Regions from separate parts of the Mus musculus genome. Here regions 1, 2, 3, 5 and 6 are each linked to region 4. The links are chromatin loops, found by intact Hi-C in ENCODE. Cell type or tissue: left cerebral cortex. All regions are shown on one strand. Region 1 overlaps Galnt13 (polypeptide N-acetylgalactosaminyltransferase 13). Region 2 has its middle 480 kb from the start of Kcnj3. Region 3 has its middle 260 kb from the start of Kcnj3. Region 4 holds the start of Kcnj3 (potassium inwardly-rectifying channel, subfamily J, member 3). Region 5 overlaps Galnt13 (polypeptide N-acetylgalactosaminyltransferase 13). Region 6 overlaps Kcnj3 (potassium inwardly-rectifying channel, subfamily J, member 3).

Region 1 (4,000 bases), 340 kb after region 4:
TAGTTACCTCAAAACGTAATCAAATTTCAAAATTAACTTTTAAAGGGCAGAGCGTGGTAATATACTATTTTACCATTCTCACATGATTTCCCTGCATTAACATACATATTTATTTTTACTACTTTTATTCACTATCATGTGAAGAGGATGAGGAGGGAGGGAGGGAGAAAAGAAGAAAGGGGGAGGAAAGAAGAGAGGGAGGCACAAAGAGAGAGGGGAGAGAGAGAAAGAGAGAGTTGTGAACTCTCTCAGACACATGTATGTGTTCATGTAAACTATGTAGGGTCATGTGCACCATAACAGATGTGTAGAAGTCTGAGGGAAGTTTTGTGGAGTCAGTTGTCTCCTAACAACTTTTTATGGATTCTAGCATTTGAGATCCAGAGGCCAGACTTGTACATTAAACATTTTTACCTGCTGAAGCATCTCTCTAGTATGACATATATTGGGTATTTCTTGCTTGTGTGTGTGTGTGTGTGTGTGTGTGTATGTGTGTGTGTGTGTGTGTTTTAAAACAGGCAATGGTGTCATGTTGTAAGTGGAGTTTCTAATGCATAAACACAAGAGTAAATGAAGTGATGACACCCAGTTTGGATTTGAGATTACATGTTTTCAATAAAATTCTTAAAGGGAATGGCACGTTGTCAGCATTTTAGGAGGACCTCAAAGGCATAACATGTCTCAAAGTTTATAGTCTTATGGAATATCAGAGAGGAAATATAATACAAGGTAAGAAGTATGCAAACATTTGCTTAGTTGTAAAATTATGCATTTTCGTTTTTCATTAATGATTGCTTAGTATTCAATATAAATGTAACTGAAAGAAAAAATAAGAAATAAATATAATCAACAATGTTATCACGACAAAGAAATCTCTATTGTGAATCTCAAAGCGACTGTTTACCAAACGTCAGAAAACTTTAAAGATTGAAGTGTTATACTGAAAACAACCTTACAAAATACATAATCCTTCCTTCTTAATATGCATGTATCTCCTTGCTTTTAAGAAAAACGAAATAAATTTTTATGGATTGGAAATAAATTGAGTAACAACAATACAACCATTCATTTTTAAAAAAGATACTTTTCACAGTACTTATGTTTTTTTCTGTTCTTTTCTTCATAGAAGAGGGAATTTTTATTTGACGTCCAGGTTCCATGCTTGTATTTAATAGGGAGATGGTCTTCAGGAGACTTAACACAAAGGGTGGTAATAACAGACCATAGTTCAGGAAAACACAATGGAGGCCAGATAAGGAAAGATGTCAGCAGAGATACAATGTTAACACAACACTGGTGGTTTCAAGATGCTTGCCTTTATGTCACAGAAAAATATCTGGTGCCCTCAGAGCCTGACAGAGTGCAAAATTTAGTCCCCCTGTTAGCCCTGCACATACATTTAATTCTGTAAGAATTGATTTTTTTATTCAATATGAGTCCACAAAATATTGGAGATTAAATTGTACACAAAATGTGTTTTTACAAGGACTTGTTAAAACAACAGTATTAGAGATATGGAGACCTAATATTTCTTTAAACTAATGTTGGGCTTTTGTTAGTAGCTGCATTGTAGAGTGTCTTTACCTCTATGATATTTTTTTATCTCACAAGGATAAAGTATAGCTTTTCTTGTGATTGTATCAGTTGCCATTTAATGATGTCTAAGATGTGACACAATGACCAATTCATCTTGCTTAAGCGAGAGAATGAAAAGAAATTAAGGCATTTCTGAGGCTTGTCCTTCAGTAGAGAACATATTTCTTTTTTATCAGCTCCATCTGATGGCTGAACTAATATTTGCACATAGTCTAACTAAATTTTCAGTGCTATGTTGTATTGTTTTGTTACCTTGCTCTCCATCATAAGGGTATGATATGCTGAGAAGGGATTGCTCAGACATATATGTATATATGTATGCATATCCCTAATTAGTGAATTCAACTCTACCAATCATTCACTATATTAAATAGAAATAGATCCCTTCTAATATTCTTTCTGAAAGTATCCTCCTGTTAGTCTTATTGGGTCTTTTAAATGTTAGATTGAGAATCATAAATACCAGATACCATAATTGCAAGATTTAAAAATACAAACATATTTCAATATTTTCCTCTTTGTAGATATCTATACATACATATCATGGAAGCATAATTTGCATATTTTACATTGGAAATATAAAGGAAGATCAAAAAATTAACCATATAAAATTATTTTCATAACAATAGACTAGTTTGACAAAAATCTAACTTTTTATATGATATACCAGTCTAATGCTATCTACATATAGTTGTGCAAAAAATACATTTAAGCTTTGGCTTTATTTTTTAGAGGAAATAACTGAGCGTACGTATTCAGGGAGGAATAAGTCATAGAAAATATCCTACCTCAGCGTCATATTCCCACAGCTGATTTCCTCTCATGTGGTGGCATTTTAGCATGATTACAGGGCCACTGAGTCTGGATACATCCAGGCACAAGTCGTCAGTTCGGATTTCTTTGTCAGCAGTATAAGAAAACACCTGAGAAATAGAAATTGAGCTAATAAAATTATATCTGGTTGAGAAAACACACTCTTTAGCAGAGGTGTCTCTGGAAACGTCTGTATCCTAGCCATGTGGTTTCAAATCCTCTCTGATGGTCTTGCCAAAGCTGCATCATCTTGTTGACATTTTGTTTAACAAACAAATACAAGAACATCATCTCCCAGGGAAGACTGGAGTGAAGCTTTGATTTAACAAACATCAGTAAACGTTCATGTGCTGGCCTTGTTTTCCTATGGACACAGGTTTATGAAGCACGCGTATGTTCATATGGAAGTCTGCAGACAGATGAGGGCCCCTGAGAACTGTCCTTTCCCCTTATCACCAACTCTCTACATCTGAATGATCATTTATTTAGAAGTTTAAGGACATCTTGTGAATTTTACTTATGTTTTCAGCAGACATATAACTGTAGGATAATTGTCTTTTCAAGGTCCCAAAAACCGTACCCTTACATAGACTATAATTCTCCTTCATCTATGATTTTGGCTAATCTAGATAAAACAATTCTTTTCAAAATACCCAGGAAATTCCAATGCAGATTGTTGGTTCACTGGAAATTCAAACTGAAACTATGAATTTTATAATTTTGTGTTGGTGGCAATAAACATCATATAAAAATTAACTATTAATGTTTCATGAGGTGTATTATGGGAATAACTGTAAACTTAGTTTTCTTCTTTTGTCTATGATCAGCACACTCCACAATTCTGTAGATTTTTTTTTTAAATTTAGATGTCAGGTGGAGTATAATTAGAGAGGTCAATTTAGAGGTTTTGGTTTTCTAAAGAATTCTGAGGCAATGAAATGAATTTTGTATGAACCAAAACAATTTGGAGCTGTAAACTAGAGGCTGAACATTTAGTCTTTAAAATACTGTAGAGTTAGAGGATGTAATTAATGGAAGAGCATTTGACTAACATGTATGGGGTCTAAACTCAAGTTATAGTACTCACAAACAATCAAGCAATTATTACATTTACAATAAATTGGCATTATTTTAAATTGGGGAGATGAGAGAGTTGGGAAAGCTTGAACAAAATGAAGGACATATGGAAATCCCAGACACCCATTAACTTGTAGGTTAATTTTCAAAATTAGAATAAAACAAATTGAATTGTATGGGTGGATAATGTTTCTGCCTGAAACCATGTGATATTTTAAAAGGCCAATGTGAGGCATAGGCTACCGTCCCATGAGTTGCCCATCAGAGAAGCCAAAGCGGCCTCCACAACAATACAGGGCATTGTTGTTGCTCTTTGTTGCCCATCAGAATTTGATGATAAGATTCTTTTGCTGAAGACAATCCATAGTTTGATTGCAAAACAGAGAAATTAATCTAGAACACAGCTAAAAGTTTCCTTCCTGTTGGTTAGCTTTCATAGTTCTGGAGGGTACCATGAAGGAGGCTGATAGAGATTTCAATCAATAGAGTTACTCTGCAATGGACCTTGAAGTCT
Region 2 (4,000 bases), 480 kb before region 4:
TAACCATATTCATGTATACATTCTTCCTATTGAAAGTAATGAACTCTTTTTATTTGTTTGTTTGTTTGTTTTTTGTTTGTTTGTTGAGACAGGGTTTCTCTGTATAGCCCTGGTTGTCCTGGAACTCATTCTGTAGACCAGGCTGGCCTCGAACTCAGAAATCTGCCTGCCTCTGCCTTCCAAGTTGTAGGATTAAAAGAACTCATAAAGGGATGCTATGATAATGGATTTCTTAGCTTTACAACTTGGAAAGCTCTTGTGGAAAAGTTCCAGCTCAGTTTCCTACTTCTGCTATTTACTGAATTACTTTTAGGGACTTACAAACCAGTGTTTATCTTTTGTTTTGCTTATGGCTGCCAAAGAACTATCCTACTGTAGGCGGTGTCCCCTTATTACTGAAATAAAGTTCTGATTTTAAAACTCTATTATACATTATTCACTAATTCTGGATTTTCTTCCTGGATATGTATGTAAAATTTAAAAGCAAAATCATGTTCTGTTTCATTCCATCTTTGCTCTTTTTCCACAGTATAAATGTGAATGCCCCTTTTCTTTCCTCAGAGGAAGGGATGACATAAGAGTCATACCCAAGCTATGAAAATACAGGGCTTGGGCTGAAACCAGGACCTAGGCCTAGGCCTTGAAATATCTAGCCTTCTGCAAGGCCAGACCTTGAAGGGTTCAGCTTCCAGCTTTTGTCTGCTAAACTAGGCCTAGAATGCTTCAGCCTCTGAGACATACTGTTGAATTAACCCTTTCCAGCTCTTTCAGAACTCTGAGTGGCTGGTTCAACTTACCTGTTCTAGCACAAACTGCTCTCCAAGGTACCTGACTCCAGTTGGCTTCTTTTGGCTGGTAAGACTGACTCTGAACTCCATGATCCTAACATGTCTGAACCCAACTGCTTTGCTTTGAACTGAGCTATACCGTACTCTACTGCTCTGAAATTACCTGTAATGACCTGAAATGACCTGAATACCACTGAATTCAACTCTACCTCATTGCCCTTTAAGAATTCTCTCTTTTAGTCGGGCGGAGGTGGCACACGCCTTTAATCCCAGCACTTGGGAGGCAGAGGTAGGAGGATTTCTGAGTTTGAGGCCAGCCTGGACTACAGAGTGAGTTCTGGGACAGCCAGGGCTAAAATGAGAAACACTGTCTCGAAAAAGAAACAAACAAACAAAAAAACAAAACAAAACAAACAAAAAAGAAAAAACAAAAGAAAAAACAAAATCCTCTCTTTCCTATTTGTTCACATTAGAGTTGGGCATACACTTTCTCTGATTCATTTTGTTAAAGCTTTCTCTGACTTTTGTCTGCCCTGTATTAGACCTCATTGTCAGGAATTTAAGGTATGTGCTAAGAGTGTGTCTCTATTCCAGCCAGAGGAACTAATAATATACGTTCTAGCCAGAGCAGCCATTTTGCTGGATTAAAATCTGTCTATACCACAGACCAAACTTGATTTCTTTAACTGTCCAGCGCCTCTGCCATTTCCTGTCCTGAGGAAGCTTTGCCTCTGTAATGTACTTTTTCACACTTCCATTCTTCAGTGTGGATTTTAAATTATGAATTCTCAAACATAGGATGCAAAATCTCTTTTTTTCTTCAGAAGGAGCAGTATGAATTTTTATTTTTATAAACATGATTTTAACACATTTTTAACATAGAATTGGTTCTCCGAAGTAGCAGATAAATTTATTAACTACTATCATTTTCATGATAATTTCTTCCAGTGTTGTACTTCCAAATAGAAATATTACATGTACTTACAACTGACAAAAAATAAATAAAGAGGAACCTGTAGGTTTATTCTGAAGCCAGTAGAGGGCATACAAGAAGCATCTACTAGACAGGGAAGAGAGAACTTTCCAATGACTACATACATGGCATTGGCAATCCTGTGTAGACAGAGGCAAAGGTCTTTGGTAAACATACACACACACACACACACACACACACACACACACACTGCTGTAATAGTATATAGCAAGTTAATAATTCTTTTATCCTTTAACTTTGTTTCATTATAAGTACACAATTTTGAAATTATATGCCATTATCTGCCAAATAGCTCATAAAACGGGATATTGTGTAGAATGTTGTCCTTGGATTGAAAGATATACAGTGAATGAAGAGTAGCAACATCCATTCTCAGTTCAAGCCATGAGTGAAAGGAGAGAGAGTGTGCAATGCCTGGTCCCCTGTGCTCTGTGATTCGTCACTTTTCATTCTCCAGATTTTGTCATTTGTTTATTTTTGTCTTGTTATTCAGAAAACTAGAAATATATGGAATATGTCTGAGGATGTTTTGCATAGTTAGAATTTGGTGGAGATTTTGAGATACTTGAAATTGTTGTCAATAATTTTAGTTCTTCATAAAAAAAGAAAAACAAATATATGTTTGAACATAGTAGGAACATGGCTATGCATAAATTATGCATAGTTTCATTTGTTTACTCTTCTGTTTGAGAAAACTGTCAAAGTGTCTAACAACTTTAACAGCTTATGAAGGCAATGAAATCTAGGGATTTATTAGCACATGTTAAAATCAGTAAAGTGGTTCAGTTTGTAATTTCAAATAAATGGAAGTCAGTCATGTGTTTTGGCAGAGGGTCCTAGTTCAGTATGCCTTCCTGTGTATCAGCACTTCTATTAAAAACTATTTTAACGCTGTTGAGTTCCAGCACAAATTAGGGGTATTAAATGGCAAGGAATCCTTTGGTTCTTACTGTCTGTTGCTGCTCATGCTCTTCCTGGTCAGTTCAGAGAATGTCTACCAGAACTAGCACTTGCCTTTATTTGTACCTCCTAATCTTTCCCACTGGTTTAGCACATTCATATATCCATTTGATGTCCAAATAGCTTAAAATGTTCAGCCTACTGCTTTAATATTTTATGATTTAATACCTTAATTATACATTTCAATGTACATAAATTGTACCATCATTTGAAGTACTGCTTGGATAAAGTACATGATTATGAATATAGAATTCCTTGAACAAATTACGATTATCCTTGTATAATCTAAATAGTAATTTATATCATTAAACCTCTTGTTCGATATTCTTAATTTTACATTTTTGCTTATATGTATAAATTTAGGCAATTATAACATTTAATTAAATCACAATTTAGTTCTAACTTTTTCTATATTGTATGGTATGAATTTATTATGGGAAACATGACAATAAAAGCAGTTTATCATAAATGCAGACAATGCACTCATTAAATTTTGATATTTTGTTTATGTTATGATTTATATGTGTGTCTGTGTGTACTTTGTGCTACCTCTACACGTCCAGCAGCATTTCAGGAGGACTATTTATGTCATGACTAGGAAAGTAAATATTAAAATGTGTACAAGACAATTAAATTAGAACACTGTCTACACATTGGATTGTCATAAAGTGCTAGCTTGCTATTACTGATGTTAATAACAATAATGTAATGATACCACAGGGATATAAGATATTTTTAAAAGATTGATTGATGTATGTATCCATTTACAAACTTTCATCAGGAGACAAGAATATATTAGAAATGCATTTTTTTAGCTTTTCTTGTTTAGATTATTTTATTATTATTATTATTATTATTATTATTATTATTATTATGCATGTATGTGTAATTGTCTGTATGTGAATTCCAGATATAGGTATGCATCAAACCCTAACAATGGAGTTACAGTTAATTTTCAGCTACTTGCCTTGGGTGCTGTGAACAGGACCTGTGCCTGCTCTATACAAGAGAATCACTCTTAGCTGTGGAATCATTTGTCCAGCCCAATTCTTCAAGTGTTTAGTAATCATGATAAAAACTATTTTTATTGTTTAAGCACCAGATAGAATGATCAGAAGTCACTACATTCTGACCAACCTGGGTCACAAGACCTTATCTCAAGGAAAATAAATATCACTGTTTTATACAAGAGGTATAGTATTGTTTATTTTCTTTACTTTAGATCAACAGTCTTTCTGAGAGGGTGAGTGAGTGAGTG
Region 3 (4,000 bases), 260 kb before region 4:
TAAATAGGGAAAGAATTGAAGCATATACAAATGATGTCTGTAAGAATATTTTATGCAGTGTTGGTTAAATTTACCTTGATAGGTGATGAGATTAATTAGGCAGACACTGTTTGGATGATTAACATATCTGTTTGCAATGTAGAACTCTGACTCTAAAAAACCCCCAAATTACAGATATTGGATGTAAACAGAGGTGTCAGGCTTTAATTCTGGATTTGGTTACCATGCAATCTCCAAAGAGGAGTGAGTGCTCCTTATCAAAATCGGTTTCTAAGTCCATGCAACAGAAATGTCACATGGTAGCCAAGCATACCCATATCAAAACTCTCTTCTAATTAATTAGCTTTCACTTCCATTTCCTGTGTGATATATCTTGTGAACATCTCTATTCTTGTACTTTTCATACTTTATTAGAGCCATTTACGAGTTCACCTCCACTAAAACAATTACCCTCATGGACAATGACTGAGATTAGTTAGTTATCCATTTAATTAACTTAATACCAATGCCTAGAAAGCAATGCCTCTCAGATCCAGAATTTATTTCAGCTATAAATTCATTAACTTCTTCTGATCTGTACAGACAATTCTCACCAAACACAATCATGTAGGTACCTAGGTTGATTTATGGTGCTTTTTTCAGCAGTACTTTCATACCTCCTCTGACCCTTTTTTCAACTCCATGAACATGCTTAATTCATTTCTCCTTTCATTGTGGTTTTTCATGTTCTCCACATACACTAACTTATGCTGCTTCTGTGATGATTTGATTTCTATGAGATTCCAATAATGGTGGCACTTGGCTTGAGTTATATTTAGTGTCCTTACTTAGAATGATCTTATAACTGATCTATCCTGTCTTCTCAGAATATATGCATGAGTTTTCCCATTGATTTGCAATAATAGTAAGGCTTGACCTGTTAAGTAGAAATAACCAAATACTATTAAGTAAATACTTGAAATGCAGGAAGTCTTGCAAAAAATGAGTTTAAAAAATCTTATGAGAATAAGAAAGTATGATAACCTCAATTATGTACATACTTAAAAGATAGATTAAAATTTCAAAATAGTTATTTAAGATATATGTGTTTTTTAATGATGTACCTTGAAAGAAATTCGATATAATGCCCACAAGACATAAGAAGAAAGTCTATCTGGCATTATTTATAGTTATATCTATACCTTTGAGTTTAAAATCTATATTAGTTGTGATTTGCATTGATTCAAAAACCTTCATACTGTCCCTACCACTATAGCAACATAATTCCCAGTATGGAGAATCAAGCTGCTGTGGTCTCTAGGATGTCCCACTGCTTGCTTTGGATTTGTTCACAGCTTCTGATGCATTTTAATCTGCACCCCAACCCATATGGCTACACCGAGTGCACTCAGAATTAGTCTCAGGTACATAGTTACTCAGCTCTAAGACAAAAGCATAACCATGTCAGGCACATAAGTTGTTCATCATCAATGCAGTAATTTATGACTCATAAAGATGTGATGTAGACCCTCCTGAAGCTTATTAATTTCTAACTCCTCTTAATATCAGGATCTAAATCTGGCTTTTCTCCCAGTATGAGGGGCATGCTCAGAGAAGATGGATACTCAAAATGTTTTCACCACTGAGCGGGGGTAGGAAGCTTCCATCTGAGTAGGAGTTCAGGATCTGTTCTGTGATTTCTGTTGCTAAGCAACTGCTTCCTTTGTCTGCTCTGTTCAGAACAGTTGCTTTATTTATGCTCAGTTTAAATGATGCAGATCATAATGTGAAACCATAAAAGAAAATAGAGAATATTATGAGAAAATTTGCTTCAGAAATTTGCAATATGGTGCAGAAACTAATGAGCATGAAAGCAAATAATGTTTTAATAGGAAAAAAAACCCTAAAAAGTCTGTATCTCTCAGTTCTATTACATGAGAGGTTTTGAACAGGATACAGAACAATGACTTAACTTTTGACATTATCTAAGAATGACAGAAACACAAACAAGCTCAGAGGCAGGAAGTCATTAACTACTACTAAACAATCTTTAGAGAAAAGTTTAGAAAAAAAAAAACATTTTAAGTACCAGATGTTGAGATAAATGTGTTAAATTAAAAATAAAATTCTTAAAATTAAAAGATCAAATAAAGGATGGTTCAAGGATAAATGAGGAAGAATGTATTTCTCAGTTTTTCAATTTTTCCAAGTTTAAGAATCCTTGATCTGTGTGTGTGTGTGTGTGTGTGTGTGTGTGTGTGTGTGTGTGCGTGCGCGTGCATGTGTGTGACCAGGTAAAGGTGTTTTCTGCCAAGCATGATTATCCAAGTCAGTTGAAGACTCACATAATTGAAGCAGAAAACACAATCTGGAAAGTTGTACCCTAATGACACACATGAGCTCACACACACACACACACACACACACACACACACACACAGACACACACACACACACACACAAACATTCACACACCATTAGACATAAAAACGAAAGGAAAATTTAAAAGTCTACTCTAATTCTGACCCTCACATACAATAGAATTGAAAAAATAACCCTCCTAGTTGATTAAAAAGAACTTCACCCTTTTATACTACCTGTAAAATTATTTTAGTGGTTCTGAATATATTTTAAAGCCAATTGCTACATTAAAAGGGTGTGGTCTCTAGAGTAGTTACTAAAGTTTTACACATGTCCTTAGTTTCTTCTTTAGTAAGAACTTAATGTTTATTCACTTATTATGAGCAGTAAATCAATGTGTGTCAATAAGACCAAGTTATATTAACACTTTGAAGATACTAGTGCAAACATGCAGTGATCGTTGAAGGTAATACTAGTATTACTGTTATCTCTATTAAAAAGAGAAAAACGGACAGCATGCAGAGCCACGTTTTAAACACACATGCTTTGATGTAGCTCTGCCTGTTGAGAATTTGCTAATCTAAGAACTATTTTTACTGCATTTCTTTCCTATGGTAAAATTTTGTAGCTAACCGCCATCTCTTTTGAAAGCCTTCTCATTAGGAATTATGGTAAAACACTATATATTTCCCTCTGTGCCCTGGGGATCGTCAGTCCATATTGGTCCCCTGTGGCAAATGGAGCAGCAGGACAGATCAGATTATGGAAGCCCCATTAGTAAGGACTGACATGACAACATTCCTGCATAAGCATCAGAGAGATAGACCCACTTTATTCAGGGTGAGTCAAGGTTTTACAGTTTGGGAAAAGAAGGTAGGGATATCCAGGGTGAGAAAAGGTCACTTGCTGAAGGCTAAGACACTGAGATGTCTCCTTAGCATGGGGTAGTATTCCAGGAATCTCAGGTTTCTTTTACAGAGAAAAGGAGTTAGACCTGGAATTTCTTAAGGGCTGCACAATATTCCACAGGAGGCAGAATGGAGTCTGGATCCCTCAGCTAGAAAACAGTAAGCCTTGCTGACAGAGTGAGTCTGCCATTTTTCACCATGCTCTAAGAGCTTTCAGGTAATGTCAAACTTCAACCATAGGACCAGGGTTTTCCTATACTAGATAATTAGAATCTTCTGTGTTTCCTATTTTTATTCTTAAGACTATATACCATGATTATAAAGTCCTTGCCCTGCTATGCTATAGTTACAAATGTTACCTAAATATATCCTATTCCTGCCATTGATTTTTATGTCTCTCTACTATTCCTTAACATACTGAGGTTTGTAATGATAAGCAGATTTGAAGAAGTTGCAACCTCAGCTTTTGGGTAATTGGCTCAATTAATTATGAATGTCTTCATGCCTTCAGTTTTACTACATGTAGAAGTGTTAAATAATAATAAGAACCAAGGACTGTCTGATCATTATTGGAATCACTAAATTCTTACTGTCTTTATTATGGCTTATAAGATTAGATATTTAAAAATATTTTTCATTTATATTTTTGATAATTTTTTACACTATACTTTGATCATATTATTGCCCTTCCTCCAACTACTCCCAGATAACCCCAATATTACCTATTCAACATGTTATTCATTCTTTCTTAT
Region 4 (4,000 bases):
CATGAAGAGCCAGGCCACGGTGTAGGTGAGGATGAAGATAAAGAGGTTCCAACGCCACTTGAGATCCACCAGGGTAGTGAAGAGGTCCGAAAGGTAGCGACTGGTCTCGCTGCCCAGGTTACCATGCTGCACATTGCACCGGCCGTTCTTGTCCACGAACCGCTGCCGTTTCTTCTTGGGCACCAGCTGCTGCTGCGGGCCCTGTCCTGGCCCCTGAGGCTGTAAGCCCGAACCGCTCGACGAAGTGGTCACTACCTGGTAATCGTCCCCAAATTTCCTTCGGAGTGCAGACATAATACGGAGGGGCGAGCCAGATTCAAACACGAAGCGGAGGCGCAGGAGCCAAGCGCTGCAAACCAGCACCAATAAGGAGGTGGGGGCAGGGGATGAAAGCAGGAGGGGAGGGGACGAAAGCAGGCGCCTGGGTTGGGGGTGGGGGTGGGGAGCACCCTGCAGGTAGCAGCAGTCTTTGCCCCGTCCGGATGCCTCTCCTCCCCTGGGACAGAGGCTTTCTTTCCAGGAGCAGGGCTAAAACAGAAGTGTTCTCCCACACTCAAGGCAAGGGGAATGCAAGGGGCAAGAACCCAAGTGAAAATTTGCCTCTGAGCTCTTTGAGGCTTCTCTTTTTCCCCCCACCATCACCATCCCGGGCCACCTCTTACCTTTCCACGGCACCCCACCCTCGACTGTCCTGCAGCACCCATGAACTGGTTGCTGAAAATTAATGAGTTTGACAAACAAGTCCCACCCCACCTGCTAACTCCCCAAGCTTCTAAACTGCTCCACCTGCCTGGTCCAGACCCTCCCCCCTCCCAGCTGCACCCTAATCACCCGCCCCCCAGGAGTGTCCCTAGGTCCCTTGTCACTCCCGCCTCCTATCTTTTAGCCAAAATCCCGCCCAGAGGCATGTCTCCTGGGCAGCGGTGCAACGCCCCCTACCCACTCTCTGCTGGTTCAGAATCCCCCTCCCGGGACTCTAGAGACCTGTACTCCTGAGGTGCGCCGGCGGCCGAGTTTTCACGCGCTCCACCTGGGCCTTTGGGTGGACTCTCCGGAGGGGGTGAGCGGACGTCAAGCTACCCCTGCGCTCCAGGGAGCTCTGGAAGCCTGGGCACTCACCCAGTGACAGAGAACAGGCGGAGGCTCTGCAAGCAGCACAGGCAGTCTGGCCAAGCACCCTGCGCTTAGGGTGCCTGACCCCTTTCTACTTTTCTTGGTGTTCCAAGATGAGAACCAATGCAGGTGTGTCAGGCTCCGTGCCTCCCTGGGGACACTACACAGCCTCTGCCAGAAACCCCTGATGCTCCAAGCAGAGACTGACTCGGACGCCTGACTCCCGGGTTCCTTAGCGTGCGATGCCCTCTTTCCAGGCGACAGTGCGACTGCTGAACGGAGGTCAGACTTTCAGGTTAAACACCGGCTTTTGCTCCAGCTTTTCCCATGCCTCTCAATAGAAACATTTGAGTCTTCCTTCCTTCGATCTCCTATTCCATGTCCGCCCTTTGCTTGTCCCGGATGGATGGAGGATGCAAGGCTCAAGCGGAGGCAACCAGAATGAGGTGTGTGTGTGCTGGTGCGTGTGATCAGCTGCAGAACCACACTAGCCCCGCCTGTCCTTGCCTTCCCCCGCTGCTCAACCAGCCTGAATTGCACCTCCGCGCCTGGGTTGAGCCTGCAGTGTCTGGCAGCTTAGAGAATGTGAGCCCCTCCAATGAGAAGCAGCTTTAAATCTGCTCCCAAAAGGCAGCCAACTCTTCCCCCCTCCCATCCCGCATCAATCAGAAAGCCCCCAGAAAGCAACAAATGCTGCTTTCTGCGGGGAGTACAATATGTCTCTATTTCTAGGACTTTCTTTTAAGCGAATAGAATACTAGGATTTGGGAATGCATCATCAACAGAGATTCGACTTTCAGATAGGCATATTCAGAACCCAAAATTACCAAACCAGAGGGACCTGACAATCAAGAAAGGCTACACTGAACGGAAACACCAAACCCTTTCTGAAAATGATTCTATGAGGGGGGCTTAGAATAACTACAGTTAGTGTGTGGCAATAATTGAGGGAAAAGTGCCACATTTTAATGGCCCCAGCCTGGCAGTTAACTTAATGGAGGGGGCAAAGTGCAAAAACAGCTGATATAGAGCCCTTGAGTAAATGCCAGCTTATTTACCACATTTCATGCTCGTTTTAAAATGTCATGGAGTCTTATGCCATGTTCCATACAGTCCAGATATGCAAAGTTGGTAGTAAGTCATCAACTCTTGCTATAAAAACAAAGGTTGACTATAAGAACTGGAAACAAAAAAAGCACACAATCACTAGACCATTTCTCCCTGGTAGACACTCACTGCTCCTCTGCCCTAAGACAAACATTCATGCACTCAAAAGCAGAGGACTTGCAAAACGTTTAGCTCCAATTACAGCTTCTCCTATGGGGTCTCTGCAAAGAGGACAGCAATGTATTCTCTGGAGGTTAGACAAAACAGGGACTCTCTGGCCCTGGAATCCTAAGGCCCTTTTGAATACAGCTATATCATTTACAAGCTGGGTGACCTTGAGCAAGAGAAAAACCGTGGAGCCTGAATTTCCCCCTCCAAAAAAATAAATAAATGAAAATGAGAGTTTTATATTTTCCCGGTGATGATAGAGAAACAAAGGAATAAAAGAAAAGTAATGCTATTTTTATTATTTATTTTACTATTTAATCATTTCTCCTCCAAAGGATATACTGGGCTGCCAAGTTTTAGCAGTGCAAAGAGGAGACCATGAGTGAGTTATTTAAGTCGTTGCCATGATGTGACCTACCACAACTCCTTATCTTATTTCTGTTTCTCCTCCACTCTGTCCTTGGCAGGCTGCTGTTTCGATTGCTAAAACACTTGCAGACCTAAGCTGATCCCTGGGCTACTCCAGGGTCTTCTTTCTCACCCTGTAATATTCTTGTCCTTCCCATGGGTCTTATTGCCTCCCTGTTTAAGTGTGTTCTCCATAGAAAAGCCTTCCTTAGTATCTCAGACCCTCTTTGTCTCATCAGTCAGGTTCCTTGCTCATGAGCAAGTTTTCTTGATGCTGTTTTCTTTCTGTCAATGTTCTTCTCCCTCTGTTGGCAATCTGATAAAACAGGCTCTACAAGGGTGAAAGTCCTGTCCTTTTTGCCTTTCTTTGTCTCTCCTTCCTAGAATTGTACTGGTCTCATGCTTGGCAAACCATATTTCTTGGATTATTACATATGTCAGTCTAAACCGTTAGCAGCTCCCCAACAATTCACTAAATCTATACTCAGAATGTAACCTGCACTAACTGGCATCCCTTACTTGAAAGAATACGAAAGAACATTGATGCTTAAAAGAGAATATTTCTTGTTACATTAAGAATTTATGTTCTATCAGTCTTTTGGATCTTTACCCAATATGTTTGAAATAATACCTGTACTTTATTTAAAAGGACATGACTAACCTTTCTTTAGGACCCTAGTCAGCCAAACATGGTGGAGTATGATTTTTAATCCCATCATCCAGTAGACAGAGGCAATCAGATCTCTGTGAGTTTGAGGCAAGCTCCAGGCCATCCATGTATAAATAGTGAGGCTCTTATAGAATCATGATGGTTTAATAACAAAAAACAAAGTATTTTCATATCTTCCTACCACCATTCCTTGGTGAGTACTAAACTCAAATTGATTTAATTGCATTGTTTCAGAATGATTGACTTTAAGTTTTTATCTGAGTTAATGAATCTTTTGACAATTGTTTTATGAATTTTTGCCTGGGAGTAGAGCAGAGTTTTCAACCATTTCTGAAATAGCATGAAGCTTTTTTACTTCTGCCATTTGTACTGCATGTAGTACAGGCAAAGTGTCACTCTAGTAGTAACAATTATTAAGTCAAAATATCGTTCAACTGAAAAATCTTGAATTTGCTTCACATGCTGTGATGTCAAATAGTCATCCATGATATACTTCTTTTCCTATAAATAAACTCAAAAAATCGCACAGGTTTA
Region 5 (4,000 bases), 340 kb after region 4:
TGTACTCCCAAGGGAAAACCATACCATGAGTAGTAAAATAATAGTAATAATCAAAATAGTTTATTGATTATGGTTTGACAACCTAAAGTTTAGAATGTGTTGTTTAGTAATTTTAGACAAAACTCTGAATGTGATGTGGTATCAAATTTTATCCTCATTTTAAAATTTAATTTGCTTTAGGTTTCACAGCTGAAGTTTAAATTACCCTGAAAACCCCTGAAAATCATTGTTTCTGCCTACTCTCAATTCTCATGCCAGACAGTCAATGTTCTTACTCGGACTTTCTGATTGTAACTCCTTTATCTTTTCCAGTATGATAGAATCAAAGTGCAGGTATCATTTGTGGTTTTTTAGAGTTTCCCATTATGAATCATATCTTCCCATAGTAACAAGGGAGCCAATTAATATTTTAAGGCCCAAGAAGCTCTGAGAAATGATGACCACAGGCAGAACAGTCCAGTCCCTTCATTTCAGTTGGCACAGATCAACATCGTCAGCTGTGAGTCAGGTCACTTGTCAAGTTCCAGAAGCACCCAGCAAGACTCTGAGTGTTATCCTATGTAGTCTTCATTGCCTTGTTTATGAAGAATATAGCCAAGTCTTTCACGATGGTGTAATCTCTTGGTGCTGCATGGTGTCTACACCTACAAATCTTGTCAATCATCAGTTCTTTCTCTATGGGGAGAGCAACTTCCACCTTTATAGAAGATCATAGAGTTTCATCCACATTCTTGTGTATCAAGATAGGTACTGAATTGATCCTCTAAAACAACATGTGTCCTTCATATTATGTTTTTTTTTTAGATGTAATAGCTTTTAGACATGTGATTAAACCTGTAGTTGATGGTTAAGATAAGGTCATATCAGTGTTGGGGGGGGGGCTTAATCCAAAATGGCGTGTGTCTTTAGAAGATACTGACACATAGACAAAAGGAGCCTTGGGAGACTATGCACAGCCTGGAGTGACTGCTTTATTGACTGTTTCCCTGTGGGCATAAATGGATGCCATGCCACACTTGGTTTCTGCAGCCATGGCAACGGGAACAGAACAATACGGTAATAAGCAGGGATGTGTCACTAACAATGCAGCTATTACTCATGCTAGAAATGGTCTAAAGATTCTTGTCTAGGATTCCAGCTGTTACATCCTCTCCCAGCTGTCTGTAATCTCAGAGATGCTACAGTATATAAGAACTGAAGGGTTGAAAGTGGTACTCCACGATGAGTCTTCTGGAAAATCACCACCCATGATGAAGTGGGATTCTCTGGTGATACAGTTGTTTAGAGGTCACACTTGATCTTATTATTATCCCTGTGTTCTATTTGAAAATCCTACAAAACTAGTTGGTGTTAACAAGCTGGATTTTTTTTTTTAGTCACACTGTGGTTTGCAATTAGTGTGGTCTGGGGATTTTGGGCATTTGTTTGCATCACCCAAAAGAGTTAGATTCATCTGCTAAAGGTGGTTTGGTTTTTTACTATGACTAGGTACATTACTTGACATTAAGATATTTTCTTGATGTTAGAAGAACTCCTGTACCTGAAGTAATTTCCTTAAACAAACAAAATGGCACCATATTTTTTAAATAACTTCTTTAAAATCCTTGATATATATGTATGTGTGTGTGTGTCTGTGTGTGTGTGTGTCTGTGTGTGTGTGTGTGTCTGTGTGTGTGTTTGTGTTTGTGTGTGTGTGTGTGTGTGTGTGTGTTTTATAAATATGTCATTCTTCTGTTAACTCCTTTGGGTGATGCAAACAAATGCCCAATCACCCCAGAGCACACTAACTGCAAAACACGGTGTAAATGAAAACTCCAACTTGTTAACAGTAACTAGTTTGGTAGAATTTCCTTACAGAACACAGGTAAGTGGTAATAATAAGATCAAGGGTGACCTCTACACAACTGTATCACCAGAAATTCATGAATATATGTGTGTGTGTGTGTGTGTGTGTGTGTGTGTATGTATTCAATTAAGCACACACATATAATATACATTTGTGTGTGTTTAGCACTCTAGATAAAAATACTTATTATAAAAATATTACAAGTCCATATACTATATATATATATACACGTGTGTGTGTGTGTGTTTGTGTGTGTTTGTGTGTGTGGTCTTTTTCACTTTTCTCTTAAATCTTTAGCCTAAGCAGCTGAAGAGAAGCTTGGTTCTAACAGCACAAGCTGCAAAGGCTAGAAATTTGTTATATCCTGCGTGTCTTCAGCAAACTGCTCAGGAGCTGGGCGCCATCTGCTGGCTTTGTACTGTCACAAAGGTTTTTTGTTATTATTTTTTAATTTTTATTTTTAGAGGAATATCAGATATGGTACATAGGAATTAGCTTTACTACACAAGTTGCAACTTCCTTTTCTTTAGGTTCTATTTCATAAATTATTTTTGTTACATTCTTTGTAATTATATTTACTATAAAATGTCAAAGCCTGAGGGTTGTCCATATATCATGTCCATTGCTTCACTCTCTAGATTAAAAGATACACAAATACTACAAAATTATACTACAATAACACCACCCTTATCTTCCTGTTGTAATAAATATAAAACACTCACATTTGTCAGAAAAAATACAGAAAAATAAAAACTAAAGATTGTTTACCAATAAAATGTAGGCTTTTAGCAAGTTAAAATTTATTTCTTAAAACATTTTATTTGTCTATGTTTCTCTCTACCTTTCTCTGTAATTTTGACGCCTTTCTCTGTATTTTTGACTATTTTGAAATAAGCAAAATGGTTTGGAGCTCCTCAGTGAAACTGTTCAGTAGAGATTTCCTCAGGTGATAATTTTTTCTAATCTCTAATTCAAGTTTCAAGTATAGACAGTCAGCCAAGTTTTTTGTGTAGAGGAGACTATAACATATTTGGCTCCCAACTATGATCCTTAAGGGGGCCTTACATACTTAGAGAACACCTGCAATGTATTACAACTTTATTATTCTAAAATTCTATCACTAAAAACAAGTTTGGTGATAGAATACAGGCTCTATCTGTAAGGTGCTTGGTGTATCAGCATGGAAAGTGAGGTTCATACAAAGCCAAGAGTGGTGATGTACACTTGTAGTGCCATTGCAGAAGAGGAGGAGACAGACAGATCACAGGGCTGACTAACCAATTAGGTTTCCTTAATTGGAGAAGCCCAGATCCCTGAGAAGAGACCCTGTTTTAAAAATCAAGATGGATGACTTTTCAAAGGAAATAATTTTGTCCATGACTGATGCCTAGCATCCAGAAGGATGAGTGTGCATGCTCACACAAATGCACATACACATATACCCACGCCTGCATATACATATGTGTTTGTGCACATACAAAAGCAGGATGTTGGTGTGTGCATTAATGCAATGACCTCATCTTATTTTCAACATCACTTGTGAAATTGTAACTATTGCTCCTCCTAATGTACTTTATATAACATGATGTTTCTTTTTGTATGTCCAGCAAATTGTCTTATTTGTTCTCCCCAGTAGGCTATGTGCAGGATCATTCCCACTTCATTTTGTGAAAGAGAAGGGACACCGACATCCCCTTATGTTTTTTCATTGGGTCTTTGTGAACATGCTTTACTAGACAGATTATTTTCTACTTACCACAGGCTGACATCATTTATGTACTCTCTGTTATTGGCAAAGAGGGAAATCGAGGTCTTTGGAAAGCTAAACACTCATGGAGCTTTGAGTACATTACTTTCCAGAGCTATAGATACAGTGAAAGAAAAGCCTTGGTTTCTTTTTCTGAAACAAGGAATATAGATGCCTTATATTTGGGAGCTGTATTCAAGTTAGGATAATAGAATTCACCTATGCAAGCTATAATATCAAATACCTGAATACTAGAAATCATCTATGGTAAATCCAGGCAAAATTCTATTTGGTTGCATCCTACCTTAAAATTTCCACTAGAAATTCTTGTGTAAAATCTTACTCTCCCAATGACAGTACCAAGACTGTTTTCCCAGTTGGTACTTTCTGGCAACTGAAGAAGGAGC
Region 6 (4,000 bases), 96 kb before region 4:
ACAGAAGACTAAGTGAATATTGTTAAGTTATTCTACTTATTCATTTTAAACACAATTAACTGAGACAGAGAAAAATAAACAATCACAGCACTTTTCTGTTGCCACAGCCTTTTCCTATTGCCACATCTCTCTTCTCCATGAATCTTGATTTTTTAAAAAAATGGATTTTTCTAAACAAATATAGCCAGAGAAAAAGAGGAGGGGGCCACAGGGAAATGGGAGAGGGTATTTTTGGTATTATAGTTAACAGGTTCACAGAGTCTGAAAGAAAATCCAGAACCTCACGGTTAGAAGGCAGAAACATCAACATATGTGTGTTCATTCTGCCAGGAGAAAATTATTCAGAGAAACTCCTGAGGGCTAGGCACCAATGAAGTAGCATGTGCACAGCACGTATATGCACAGCACATATATGCACAGCTTGTCTGGCTTCAATATGCACAGCACGTATATGGTACCAAGAGAGAATCTCAAGAAGGAGTGAGCACGCCTTTGCACTTAGGCTAAGAGGACGATCAGACCTGTGTCATTGATTCTGTACCTGTTTAGAAATGCCTGTTTTATAGATGCTTGATCTGAAATAGATAAAGGAATAGGCAAGACCTTGCCATTTCAACACACTAGAGGAAAGAAACAGGAGCAGGGAGAGACTGGGGTAACTTCCTCTCAGAACATCTGAAAATTGCTTTGTACGTATCCAAGATTAGGAAGGCATGCTCTCAGAACTAGAAATATGACAGCAGTTAAAAGACCAACCACCCACTCCTGCTTGTTCCTCGCCTCCCAAAAGGCCACATGAGGACAGGCACTCTTATTTGCTTGCTGACTAATGCAATGTCAGACCTGATCTAAAACTCAACCCGTCATAAGATTTCTATGGTGGCTTTCTTCAATGAATTCAGGGATTCTATTTTCTGGTGCACTTGCCAGGTTTTCCTGAACATTCTGCTGATTAAACAGCTAGTGTTGGGATACATTCTGCTTGAATCAGTACCTCTGACTATGTTAAAAGTTGAATTGTTCCTATTGATTAGTGATACAGGATTTTTAGTCTCTGCTGTGTAGTTATGGGTGCTACATGAAGCCCTCTACCCTTTATTTAATACAAGATGAGACATGGTCAAAGAGATTTGGCCATGGACATCCCAGAATGTTTTCCAATTACCCTTTTCTTTGCTCTTCACAGCCATGCAATCTTTCCCTATGATTTACCACCTCCTGCACAAGTCCACATTGACTAACATCCTGGATATGTGGTCATCATGATGTGAAGTTTGAGAATATGTCCCAACCATATAGCTACAACATGCAGAGTTAGTTCAAACAGCTCAGACAGGTTTAGCATACTCTCCTGGATTTAAATTCTTCAATGACAGTAATTTAATAAATCTGATAGAGCTTTAATGGGATAGTTTGCAAGCAGTGTGCAGAATAAGCTACACAACAACCTCCAACAGTGAATAAAAAATTCACCCATTAACCGGAAACTGGAGACTGAATAGTTCAGAGACAAGCTAGGAAAAAAAAATCACTACTGTTCTCCACCATCACAATTCAATGAAGTAATTCTTAATGATATTTTACAGTACTCATAGATCAGTGCTTTGTCCAGTCTTTATCAGAGACGCTTCTTCTGGCCACCAGTACAGAGAAGCAGAGCCAAAAAATATCTAGAAAGGGGATCTAAATTGGTGGTCTTTATTATTTCTCTCCCCTCGGAAATCAGAGAACACCAAGGAAGAAGGGAAGAAAAGATTGTAGGAGTCACAGAATGGGAGACACCAGAGAGCATGACTCACCAAATCAACTAAGAATTGCTCATATGGATTAACAAGGACTGAGGCAGCAGACATGGGACCTGCAAGGTTCTACGAGTACATTATGGCTATTAGCTTCATGGTTTTGTGGGATTTATAACACTGGTATGTCTCTGATTCTTTTGGCTGCTCTTGGAATTCTTCCCCCTGCCTCTCATGTCACTCACTATGGGTTGTCTTGTCCGGCTTCAATATGAGGCCTTTGTTTGTCTTATTGTATCTCAGGTTTTTTTTTTATTTGTTTGTTGTCTCTTGAGGATGGCTCTTTTGTGACAGTAATCAAAGATAGAGTGATCTGGGGCAAAAGTAGTTGGGCAGGGCAGGGTTGAGAGGAACGGATGTACAAAATGTGTGGTCAGAATGTATTGTATGTGAGAAAAATGTACACTCAATTAAAACAAAACAACAAAAAGAAGAAGAAGAAATGAAAACAGGGGTGTGGCAACAGATACTGAGGAAATTCAAAGCATCATAAATATGCAGTTTTAAAAACCTGTAGAAATTATCTCATTAAATGTAGAAAAAGTCATGACAAAATTAAACACACTTTCATGATAAAAGTCTGAGGAATATAAACAACATTCATCAACATAATAAAGGTAGTTTATAGCAAGCTTATAGCTTAGTATCAACTTAAATGGGGAGAAATGTGAAGCAATTATACTGAAATCAGGAAGAAGATAAGATTGTCCACTTTCTCTGTCCCTGTTTAATAGAGTACCTGAAGTCTTAGCTAGAGCGATAAGGCAACAGAAAGAAAGTTTTTATAAAGTCATCCATATATTTAATTCTAAAGCATTGATTGAAAAAGCAACTGCAGATCTGCCTACTCACTCTTACCAGGAATGAATTTTGGACATATTTTTTAGCTTCTCAGTTGCTTTTTAGAAATTAATTAATGAAGGGTTTCCCTGTGTTTTAAGTTAATAAGGCTTTAATTGTAACTATTTAAATGCTCTTAACTATTAGTAACTAGTTACCACTGTAACTCAGGCAGGAGTAACAGAAGTCACTAGTCAGCAATGAGGTGGACTTTTTTTTAACCTATCTTCCCTCCTCTCCATAGTGATCTCCTATACTTACGAAACAGATTCTAGGTACAGAACTTGTAGTAGTGTATGAAGACTGTAAAGGTGGAATCAAAGTCTTATGAAATACTGGTCGTCTCTTGAAGTATCTTTTGATTTCTACAACAGGTAATGCCCGTTTTTGGTTGAGGTACCCTCACTAGCCTTCTTATCAAAGGGGCTAAGCCAGGTGGGCATGTCATTGAAGGCTTATGGATATTTAAACATGGTATCATCTAATTGGAAGCTAATGATAATAACAAAATAGTGTTAACCATAAAACAACACTGATTTGGCTTAATATTGGACACTTTTAATCCCAGCACTTAGGAAGCCTGAGGTAGGAGGATGTCAATGACCAGGTGGGCCTCGAAGTTACATATCTAAATTCTATCTTGACAAATAAAAACAAACAATAAGATAGTCTTGTGTCTTATGGTAACCTAGACTTTACAAACCTGGGCATCTCTCTCTCTCTCTCTCTCTCTCTCTCTCTCTCTCTCTCTCTCTCTCTCTCTCTCTCTCTCTTAAGCAAGCATCTTCAAATAACAAACCTATAACAAAACTTTATGGACAAATGTGAGACCACTAATACAGTCAACCAACAAGGGCTCCCTCATCCCCATCTTTCACTGCCATGATCATTGATTCTAGAAGTCACCAAGTAAGTCAGGCGTGTAGCTAGAAAGTTGGGTTAATCAAAGCCCATTCAGCAATATAATTAATAAATCACGGCTGTGCTCAAGTGCCACTAGCCCTCCTTCCTGTCTGTTATTCTGCATGCCTTGTAATTTCCTTTTTAGAGCATGATATGCTAAACTTAAAAGTGTCTTCTGATAATACACTACTGTGTGAGCTGTGAGGGAAAATGGGCATTCTAGGATAATGTTTCAGCCATCTAAATCATTTTTAGTACATACTGAAAGAGATGTTAAAAGTGAGTCTGACACCCTCCTGTTTATCCATAGTGAAGAAGAGATACAATAATAAGCAATGATGAAAATGGTTATTAAGGTGGCATCGGATCAGTTGCCCTGCCTTTCTATTATCTATTATAGATAGTAAAGCCACTGACTATTATCAGTAGGCTTGTTTGTTTTTATTTTATCATTATAA

Evidence for each region. Peaks named below come from ENCODE experiments on the same cell type or tissue, not always from the same donor. Only the 100,000 strongest peaks of a DNase experiment are listed, where the experiment ranks them.
Region 1: a loop joins it to region 4, with 5 times the contacts of the local background. A loop is called at or near these places in 5 of 42 quality-filtered maps.
Region 2: it touches region 4 in a loop (6-fold over the local background); 2 of 42 quality-filtered maps call a loop at or near these places.
Region 3: it touches region 4 in a loop (4-fold over the local background); 3 of 42 quality-filtered maps call a loop at or near these places.
Region 5: it touches region 4 in a loop (4-fold over the local background); 4 of 42 quality-filtered maps call a loop at or near these places.
Region 6: it touches region 4 in a loop (2.3-fold over the local background); 3 of 42 quality-filtered maps call a loop at or near these places.

Annotation. Positions count from the first base shown.
Region 1 is chr2:55,097,082-55,101,081 of GRCm38, reverse strand. It overlaps Galnt13 (polypeptide N-acetylgalactosaminyltransferase 13), which reads right to left. Exons shown (of 13, transcript NM_173030.2): 12 at 2,385-2,519. Among named protein-coding and RNA genes, the nearest start is that of Kcnj3, 340 kb to the left of the region's middle. In left cerebral cortex, a CTCF peak has its summit at 1,775 (motif pointing left); no DNase peak of the experiment used is centred here.
Region 2 is chr2:55,918,350-55,922,349 of GRCm38, reverse strand. No RefSeq gene overlaps it. Among named protein-coding and RNA genes, the nearest start is that of Kcnj3, 480 kb to the right of the region's middle. In left cerebral cortex, a CTCF peak has its summit at 1,808 (motif pointing right); a DNase peak (open chromatin) is centred at 1,860.
Region 3 is chr2:55,691,040-55,695,039 of GRCm38, reverse strand. No RefSeq gene overlaps it. Among named protein-coding and RNA genes, the nearest start is that of Kcnj3, 260 kb to the right of the region's middle. In left cerebral cortex, no CTCF peak of the experiment used is centred here; DNase peaks (open chromatin) are centred at 1,392 and 1,619; H3K27ac peaks cover 2,055 bases.
Region 4 is chr2:55,433,495-55,437,494 of GRCm38, reverse strand. Kcnj3 (potassium inwardly-rectifying channel, subfamily J, member 3) reads right to left here and starts at 1,525. Exons shown (of 5, transcript NM_001355118.1): 1 at 985-1,525; 2 at 663-714; 3 at 1-349. The coding sequence starts at 294. In left cerebral cortex, no CTCF peak of the experiment used is centred here; DNase peaks (open chromatin) are centred at 326, 577, 1,059 and 1,633; H3K4me3 peaks cover 2,144 bases; H3K27ac peaks cover 2,204 bases.
Region 5 is chr2:55,088,749-55,092,748 of GRCm38, reverse strand. All of the region lies in intron 11 of Galnt13 (polypeptide N-acetylgalactosaminyltransferase 13), which reads right to left. Among named protein-coding and RNA genes, the nearest start is that of Kcnj3, 350 kb to the left of the region's middle. In left cerebral cortex, a CTCF peak has its summit at 2,256 (motif pointing left); DNase peaks (open chromatin) are centred at 1,149 and 2,231.
Region 6 is chr2:55,529,699-55,533,698 of GRCm38, reverse strand. The region is part of intron 4 of Kcnj3 (potassium inwardly-rectifying channel, subfamily J, member 3); the gene reads right to left. Among named protein-coding and RNA genes, the nearest start is that of Kcnj3, 96 kb to the right of the region's middle. In left cerebral cortex, no CTCF peak of the experiment used is centred here; DNase peaks (open chromatin) are centred at 794, 1,224 and 1,820; H3K27ac peaks cover 1,021 bases.